Regions from separate parts of the Homo sapiens genome. Here all the other regions are linked to region 2. The links are chromatin contacts, found by Hi-C in ENCODE. All regions are on one chromosome and are shown on one strand. The core of a region is the stretch at or near the end of the contact, and the rest is flanking DNA. Distances in the headings are between cores, read along the strand shown. Region 1 holds the start of TMEM204 (transmembrane protein 204). Region 2 holds the start of NTHL1 (nth like DNA glycosylase 1). Region 3 holds the start of CACNA1H (calcium voltage-gated channel subunit alpha1 H).

Region 1 (2,700 bases), core at 67-2,566, 510 kb before region 2:
GGAAGCCAGTGGAGAAACGCTTCTCAGGACCCAGCACGCACCACGGGCTGGTGAGGACGGAGCTGCTGCCTTTCTGGAACAGACACAGGGCGTGTGTGGGGAACCTTGCTTCACCTGTGGATATACAGAGCCACATGCCAACGTGTGAATGGAGACTGGTCCCAGGAAGTGGCAGCTCTCGGGACCGCCCTGAGCCAGGGCCCAAGCACGGGCAGTGCAAGGACAGGAAACGGTCAAAGCTCTGCTGTTACCACAGGCTGGGAACAGGACTCTCTGTCCCAGCACTGTCTTGGGCGTGTGCCCATGAACAGTTTGCACGGATGTGGGACACCTGCATTCACGAAGCTTTGGAGCCTGGGTAGGCTGGGAATCCCATGCTGGGTTTCGGGTCTCTGGAGATGGGACAGAGTAGGAGACCCTCTCGTGGTGTCTGCCCAGCTGGGCAGAATAATTCTGAGCAGAATAGACGAAGATGCTTCTGAGCTCCCTGGCAGCATAAGCTCTGCCCGAGAGCCTGACCACTCACAAGGTGACCTGCCTAGTCCTGTCCCCAGCTGTGGGGGGTGACCGTTCCCATCAATAGCAGAGGTGGCCCAGGCCCCACGTGACATTCGCTCTGTCCCAGGCCCCGCTGAGAGCCCCACCCAGCACATCCAGAATCTTACCCTTCTTGCCACCTAAGAATGACCTGGCCTCGAGGTCCTCCAAGTACAGGTCCCTGGCCCCGAGGTCCTCCAAGTACAGGTCCCTGGCCCCAAGGCCCTCCAAGTACAGGTCCCTGGCCCCGAGGTCCTCCAAGTACAGGTCCCTGGCCCTGCAGGTCTGGGTGAACTTGCTCCCTCCAGGCACACGGGTCTCTCCCCTTCCCAGCAATCCTGTGATATCTGCCCCCCTTTTGAGGGCAGCATTCCCGTGGCGGGGGCAGGCCTGGAACACACGGGCGGGGGGAGGCTTGTGGTTCCTATGGTCCTGGGGGTACCTATGGTCCTGGGGGCAACTGGATGGCTGGGGGGTGTGAAGTCCCCAGGGCAGGCAATAGTCGCTCAGTACCAGCCTCCAGGCCCCGGGGGCCACCAGGCTTAAAAGCAACAGGCGAGACGAGGGATCTGTCCCGCACCCGGCATCCCTGGCCTCTCCTCTGGGACAGGAAGATGGGGAGGGGCGGCAGGAGGTGGGCCTGGAGCAGGGCCTCAGAAGTCTCCTGGCCTTTCCCATCAGGAAGCACATCCTGTTGGTGTCTGGCTGCCGCGGCAGGGCCGCTATTTGTTGCGGTTGGCTACGCCTTCCAGCTCACCAAAAACAGTCTCAAAAACAACCATTTCCTCTCTGCTGAGAGCCAGGGAAGGCGAGCTCTGCGCACACGGGCGTCCCTGCAGCAGCCACTCTGCTTTCCAGGACCGGCCAACTGCCCTGGAGGCATCCACACAGGGGCCCAGGCAGCACAGAGGAGCTGTGAACCCGCTCCACACCGGCCACCCTGCCCGGAGCCTGGCACTCACAGCAGGCCGGTGCTAAGGAGTGTGGCGCGGGCTCGACTCCCACTGCTGCCGGCCTCCCGAGTGACTCTGTTTTCCACTGCTGCAGGCGAGAAGAGGCACGCGCGGCACAGGCCGGCCTCCGCTTCCCGGGAAGACGGCGCACTCCTGGCCCTGGGTTCTTGCTGCTGCCCACCCTCTGCTCCCTGGGATGGGCCCCGAGGCGAGCAGCTTCAGCACAGGCCTGGCCCTGCTCCAGGTGCAGGAAGGAGGATAAGGCCGGGCCGAGAGGCGGCACACCTGGACCATCCCATGGGCCTCCGCCCGCGCCGCCCCGAGGATGAGTGGTGATGTCCTCTAGCCACCCCTAGCAGCGTCGGCTCTCCCTGGACGTGCGGCCGCGGACTGGGACTTGGCTTTCTCCGGATAAGCGGCGGCACCGGCGTCAGCGATGACCGTGCAGAGACTCGTGGCCGCGGCCGTGCTGGTGGCCCTGGTCTCACTCATCCTCAACAACGTGGCGGCCTTCACCTCCAACTGGGTGTGCCAGACGCTGGAGGATGGGCGCAGGCGCAGCGTGGGGCTGTGGAGGTCCTGCTGGCTGGTGGACAGGACCCGGGGAGGGCCGAGCCCTGGGGCCAGAGCCGGCCAGGTGGACGCACATGACTGTGAGGCGCTGGGCTGGGGCTCCGAGGCAGCCGGCTTCCAGGAGTCCCGAGGCACCGTCAAACGTAAGTCCAATTGTTTTCCTGATGCCTTCAGCGTGGCCGAGGCTCGAGGGCACATGGGAGATGTTAGGCGCGGACCTGGTGAGCGGGTGGGGAGGCCTGGCCCCTGCTCTGCCCTGAGCGTGGCCTCTGGGCAGGCAGGAGGGGGCACTGTGTCTCCCAGGGAACCAGGCCCCAAGGCCCCCTCTCCCTGGTGAGTGGTGGCCCCACACACTCCTCCTGCTCAGCACAGAATCTGCCTCCAGCTCTTTTACACAGGAATTCATCTCAGGCATTTGGGGGGCCTCTCTGCCGTTACACATAGTTAAGAGATGGGTACATTAATCAAATCAAGGAAAGGCATTTTTCCTTGGTTGAAAATAATTATTACGGCTGGGCGCAGTGGTTCACGTCTGTAATCCTAGCGCTTTGGGAGGCTGAGGCGGGAGGACTGCTTGAGGCCAAGAGTTCAAGACGAACCTAGCCTACATAGCGAGAGACCCTGTCTCTGAACATAA
Region 2 (2,700 bases), core at 28-2,527:
TCCATGTTAGCTCATGAGGACTCTAGCAACAGCCTGTACCAAGGTGCCCCCAATACATCTTCTATACTGCACCAGAGACAGTCTGCTAACACCCACATCAGGTTGTGTCACTCCCTTTTAAAAAATCCTGGCCGGCCGGGCGCGGTGGATCAAGCCTGTAATCCCAGCACTTTGGGAGGCCGAGGTGGGTGGATCACTTGAGGTCAGGAGTTCAAGACCAGCCTGGCCAATATGGCAAAACCCCATCTCTACTAAAAATACAAAAGTTAGCCGGGTGTGGTGGCAGGGGCCTATAGTCTCAGCTACTTGGGAGGCTGAGGCAGGAGAACTGCTTGAACCTGGGGGGCGGAGGTTGCAGTGAGCTGAGATCACAACACTCCACTACAGCCTGGGTGACAGAGCAAGACCCGATCTCAAAACAAACAACAAAACCTCCTAATTGACTTCCGTTTACTGTCATAATAAACTCCAAACTCTATCCTGGCATCAAAGCTCCTGCCACCCTGGCTGGCATCACCACCTGCCTGCTCCCAGCTGCACCAGTTCCTCCTGACATAGTCTGGACTACCCCTGGGGTCCCTGGGTGCCTATGGGAATCCAGCTCTGGCCAATTCTGCAGAAGTCCCAGCGGGACTAGCGCAGAGGCCCTGTCCGTGTCCCTCACTGCTCACTGCAGTGCTTGGCCCCCAGCAGGTCCTCAACGGCTGCAGGATAAATATAATAAGTGCCATGCCCTTTCCTGTTTTCCCTCAGAGGCACCCTCCCCCGAGCTGGGGGAGCAGGCTTCTGGCTGCGTGTGTCCTTGGCACCCAGCCTCTCCGAGGACAGCAAGTTCACTGCAGGAGGGCGGGGATGGGACCCACAGAGCCTGGAGTGGAGAGTCCCGGACAGAGTGGTGGGAAAGGAAGCGTTTTCTTGCTTGGGGCGAAAGGGGGCAGCGGAGCGGAGCGCCCGAAACCCAGCCCCTGCGGACCGCAATCTTTGGGAAAAAGGCGCAAGGTGGGAACGCAGGGCCGCACGTGGGAACCGTTCGCGGCTGCCGGGTTTGCAGCCCCTGCCCGCGCAGCTGGGAGCCGCAGGAGGCGGCCCGGGACTCCAGCCTGCAGCCCCTATCCCGCCTCCTCCCACGCTCCAGCCACGGCGCGGCGCTACCTGCTGCAGCCTCTCTTCTCCGGAGAGGCCCGGGCTCCTCCCTACACCCCCGCGGCCCAGCCCCGGGTCCCAGGCTCCGGCTCCGGGTCAGCATCCTCGCGCTCAAGGCGGTCATGCCGGACTCCTGCGGACTACACATCCCGGCGGCCCATGCGGCCCCGTCACGTGATGCAAGGATCGCCGGCCTTTCCGCCAGAGGGCGGCACAGAACTACAACTCCCAGCAAGCTCCCAAGGCGGCCCTCCGCGCAATGCCGCTACCGGAAGTGCGGGTCGCGCTTCCGGCGGCGTCCCGGGGCCAGGGGGGTGCGCCTTTCTCCGCGTCGGGGCGGCCCGGAGCGCGGTGGCGCGGCGCGGGGTAAGTGGCGGTCCCCACGGGGCAAGTGGCGGTCCCCACGGGGCAGCGGCCTAGAGAGGCGGACCCCGCAGTGTCCGGGTCCCGGGCCCTCACCCGCGCCCACTGCAACCCGACTCCGGAGCTCCGAGCATCCCTTAGTTTTAAGTCATGGCGGGTGCGAACGGGTCTCTGCTGCAGGCGGCTCCGTGACAGCTCCTGCTTCACATGGGTAGAGGAGAGACGGCAAACGTCGGGGCTCCCAGGACTTCGCGGCGGCAGTCCTAACCCGTGCACTGAGTCGGGCGGGGCGGGCGGCAGCGTCTGAGTAGAGAGCTCTCTAGACCAGGCCTGGTGTCTCCCGGGCTTTCCTAGGTGCCTGTTTGCGAGCTGGTCAGCTGGGCTGTAGTTGAGTTCTCCCAGGGAGTGTGGGAGGAAAGGTTATGCCCACCAGAGACCCAGGGTCCTGACGGCTGGAGGTCCGCAGTGGGGAAGGTGGGCAGAGGTGTTGCTCAGATGTCCCCATTCCTGTTTCGTTTGCACAGAGGGGTTTTCTGGTGCGTCCTGGTCCACCATGGCCAAACCAACAAGCAAAGATTCAGGCTTGAAGGAGAAGTTTAAGATTCTGTTGGGACTGGGAACACCGAGGCCAAATCCCAGGTCTGCAGAGGGTAAACAGACGGAGTTTATCATCACCGCGGAAATACTGAGAGTGAGTGAGCTACCTGTGTCTTTGCTAGGCTAGAGGGAAATGCAGAGAAGGCTGGGTTTGGTCTTGCACCAGGTTCTGTGGGAGACGGGTTGCTGGCAACTGTCTACACAGGAATGCTGTCTCCAGTACTTGGAGGCCGACATGTCCTTCCTCAGGAGACTTCGAAAGTCAGGATCTTGGTGACCTGGTTCAGGCACACTTGAGTTACTATTCAGATGTTGATGAAAGAAAGCCCATCTTATAGATGAGGCCTGAGTATCATCATCTTCACAGGTAAGGATATGTCCAGGTGTTACATGATAAGATGTGAGTTCCTGGGAGAAGTAGGTTCTTTATTTTATTTTTTTTTTGAGACTGAGTCTTGCTCTGTTGCCTAGGCTGGAGTGCAGTGGCACAATCTCTGCTCGCTGCTACCTCTGCCTCCCAGTTTCAAGTGGTTCTCCTGCCTCAGCCTCCTGAGTAGCTGGGACTACAGACACGTGCCACCACACCCATTTAATTTT
Region 3 (2,700 bases), core at 44-2,543, 890 kb before region 2:
GGGCAGGGCCTCTTCTTCACCCTGCACGATGTGGCCCACCCGGGGGAGGTCCTGCTTCTCTGCTGCTCACCCGCAGGTGGGAAGCCACAGCCGCCCCACAGCCTCTCCGGGTCTGGGGTCTCAGGGTGCGCCCTGGAGCAGGGCCTCTTTGTCTGGAGGGAGAAGGGGTCTCTCCCACTACCAGGGGCCCCTTGTTGGCGGGCGTGCTGAGGTGCACACCTGGGAGCTCAAGCTCCCTGGTGCACAAAGCAGTGGTCCCAGAAGCAAAACCACCCTTCCAGCCTGGAGGGGTGCCCTGGGGGGAGTCAGGAGCCTGGGCACCTGCCCCCACCTGCTGGCACCTCGAGGTGCGGCCAGCCCTCCCTGGGACAAGGGCCTGGCCATCCCCAATGTCTGAAGGGTCCACCCCTTCCCGACCAAACCACTTGCTCTGAGGGTCCAGGGGAAGGCCCTTCTGCTGGCCTGGCTGAAGGAGCAGCTGCTGGCAGGGGGAAGGGGCCTGCACTTCTCCTCGGGGGCCCCTGGGTGAGTCTCGCTGAGGCAGCGGGGTTGGAGGATGCAGGAGCACCAGGCTGCCGTCCCCAGGGTCCCCCAGATCCCCACGCGGGAGGGGACCGGAGACGAGGACAAGTTCGCGGAAACTGCCCGTGCGTGTCGGGGAGAGATGCGAGTGCAGGAGCGCCCAGCCGTAAAGCACACCCCCGCCCGCCCCCGCGCCCCATCACACACGCGCGCGCGGGCACACCCGGGACACACACGCGGCGGGGAAGGGGCACGCAGCCTCTCGCCTTCCACGCCCGCCCGGTCCCCGCCCCTCCGCCGACCCGGGCCCGCGTCGTAGTGGGGGTGGGGGTGGGGGCGGCGGCGGCGCGCGCGGCAGCGCGAAGGGGGAGGGGGAGCCGGAGCGGGAGGGGGAGGGGCGCGGCATCGGCGGCTCGGCCGCCCCCGCAGTTGGGGGCAGGGAAGGACGTAGGTGCTCCCCCTCCCACCCCGCCGGAGCCTCCCGCGAGCGCCCCCTGGTGCACCCCACGCCCGGCATTGTTGGGGAGCACGAAAAGCGGGGAGCCCAGTGCGGGGGCGTGGAGGGGGCGCGGGCGGGGTCCAACTTCCCGCACCCGGGGGGGGGCGGGGCGCCGGGCGGCGACAGGGAGGGGTCGCTCGGGCGCGCGCGTCTCGGGCCGGGGGCGGATCCTCCCCAGTACCCCCCCGCCCGCCCCGCCCCCGGCCCCGCCCCGGCCACGCTGGCCCCGCCCCGGTCGCGCCGGCCCCGCCCCGCCCCGCCCCCCGCCGCTCAGCCCGAAGTTTCCTGCGCCGCGCGCGGACGGGCTCGAGGCTCGCTCGCTGCCTCACCGGTCCCCGGCCCGCGCCCCGCGCCCCGCGCCCCGCGCCCCGGCCTCACCCGTCCGCTCAGCGGCCTCCACGCCGCGCCGAGGCCGCCGCCGTCGCCTCCGCCGGGCGAGCCGGAGCCGGAGTCGAGCCGCGGCCGGGAGCCGGGCGGGCTGGGGACGCGGGCCGGGGGCGGAGGCGCTGGGGGCCGGGGCCGGGGCCGGGGGCGGAGGCGCTGGGGGCCGGGGCCGGGGCCGGGCGCCGAGCGGGGTCCGCGGTGACCGCGCCGCCCGGGCGATGCCCGCGGGGACGCCGCCGGCCAGCAGAGCGAGGTGAGACGCGGCGAGGACGCGCGCCCGGGACCCTCTTCAACTTGCGCGAAGCGGGCCGGGGAGCCCCTCGGGGTGGGGGTGGGGCCGCTGGAGGGAGGGAGGGGGCGGGCGGGGGCGGGGGGCGCGTTTGTCTCTAATAAGAAAAGACAAAGACATCCCGGCGGCCGCGGCTGTTCCCGCAGCTCCGCGCCGCGGGAGGCAGGGCGGGGGCGTCGCCACCGGCCCCGGGTCACCCCCTGTCCTCTGCAGGTGCTGCCGGCCGCCACCATGACCGAGGGCGCACGGGCCGCCGACGAGGTCCGGGTGCCCCTGGGCGCGCCGCCCCCTGGCCCTGCGGCGTTGGTGGGGGCGTCCCCGGAGAGCCCCGGGGCGCCGGGACGCGAGGCGGAGCGGGGGTCCGAGCTCGGCGTGTCACCCTCCGAGAGCCCGGCGGCCGAGCGCGGCGCGGAGCTGGGTGCCGACGAGGAGCAGCGCGTCCCGTACCCGGCCTTGGCGGCCACGGTCTTCTTCTGCCTCGGTCAGACCACGCGGCCGCGCAGCTGGTGCCTCCGGCTGGTCTGCAACCCATATCCTTCCCGGCCGGCGGGGGGCGGGGGGCGGGGGGCGTGGGGAGGGTGGGGGCCCGGGGCGCGGGACTCCCTCGGCATGCGCCCCCGCGCGCCCCTGTTGGTGGGACCTGGCGTGGGCCGGGCGCGCGGGGGTGCAGGGCAGGGGCTGGAGGACCGCGCTCTAATTTCTGAGAGTGGCGGGCTTGGGGGGCCACCGGGCGCCTCCGGACTCCCTTCCCCAGGGCCGGCTCCGGACGGAGAAGGTGGAAGCGAAGCGGTGAGGCCCCCGCGGGCTTGGAGGGGAGAGGAGTCGGGGAGGGAGGGAAGGTCCTAACTCCTCGCGGCCCCAAGGGTGTTGGCCAGGACGGGAATTTCCCCCTTGCCCACCCCTCACTGTCTGAAGGTCCTGCCCGAGGCAGGCCCCTCGCGGGGGAGGGGGAGGCCAGAGGAGCTGGAGTCAGGGGCGCAAAGTTTTCAGCCGGCGCCTGGTGGTT

What was found. Hi-C counts contacts between places; a loop is a spot of excess contacts on that map. Pooled maps may share reads with other maps.
Region 1: a pooled map shows a loop between it and region 2 (3-fold over the local background). The contact joins the promoter of TMEM204 here to the promoter of NTHL1 in region 2. A Hi-C loop is called at or near these places in 2 of 168 maps with a recorded cell type or tissue (cardiac septum and heart right ventricle) and 4 of 50 pooled maps.
Region 3: a loop to region 2 is called in a map of vagina, with 5 times the contacts of the local background. The contact joins the promoter of CACNA1H here to the promoter of NTHL1 in region 2. A Hi-C loop is called at or near these places in 1 of 168 maps with a recorded cell type or tissue (vagina).

The regions. Positions count from the first base shown.
Region 1 is chr16:1,532,350-1,535,049 of GRCh38, forward strand. TMEM204 (transmembrane protein 204) reads left to right here and starts at 1,317. Exons shown (of 3, transcript NM_024600.6): 1 at 1,317-2,206. The coding sequence starts at 1,927. The region is part of intron 19 of IFT140 (intraflagellar transport 140); the gene reads right to left. RefSeq lists enhancers at 643-1,346, 1,347-2,050.
Region 2 is chr16:2,046,557-2,049,256 of GRCh38, forward strand. NTHL1 (nth like DNA glycosylase 1) reads right to left here and starts at 1,278. Exons shown (of 6, transcript NM_002528.7): 1 at 1,153-1,278. The coding sequence starts at 1,267. TSC2 (TSC complex subunit 2) reads left to right here and starts at 1,429. Exons shown (of 42, transcript NM_000548.5): 1 at 1,429-1,509; 2 at 2,031-2,197. The coding sequence starts at 2,060. RefSeq lists enhancers at 682-1,181, 773-832, 1,283-1,372 and a silencer at 1,463-1,692.
Region 3 is chr16:1,151,813-1,154,512 of GRCh38, forward strand. It overlaps CACNA1H (calcium voltage-gated channel subunit alpha1 H), which reads left to right and starts at 1,294. Exons shown (of 35, transcript NM_021098.3): 1 at 1,294-1,658; 2 at 1,908-2,224. The coding sequence starts at 1,926. RefSeq lists enhancers at 193-773, 2,148-2,700.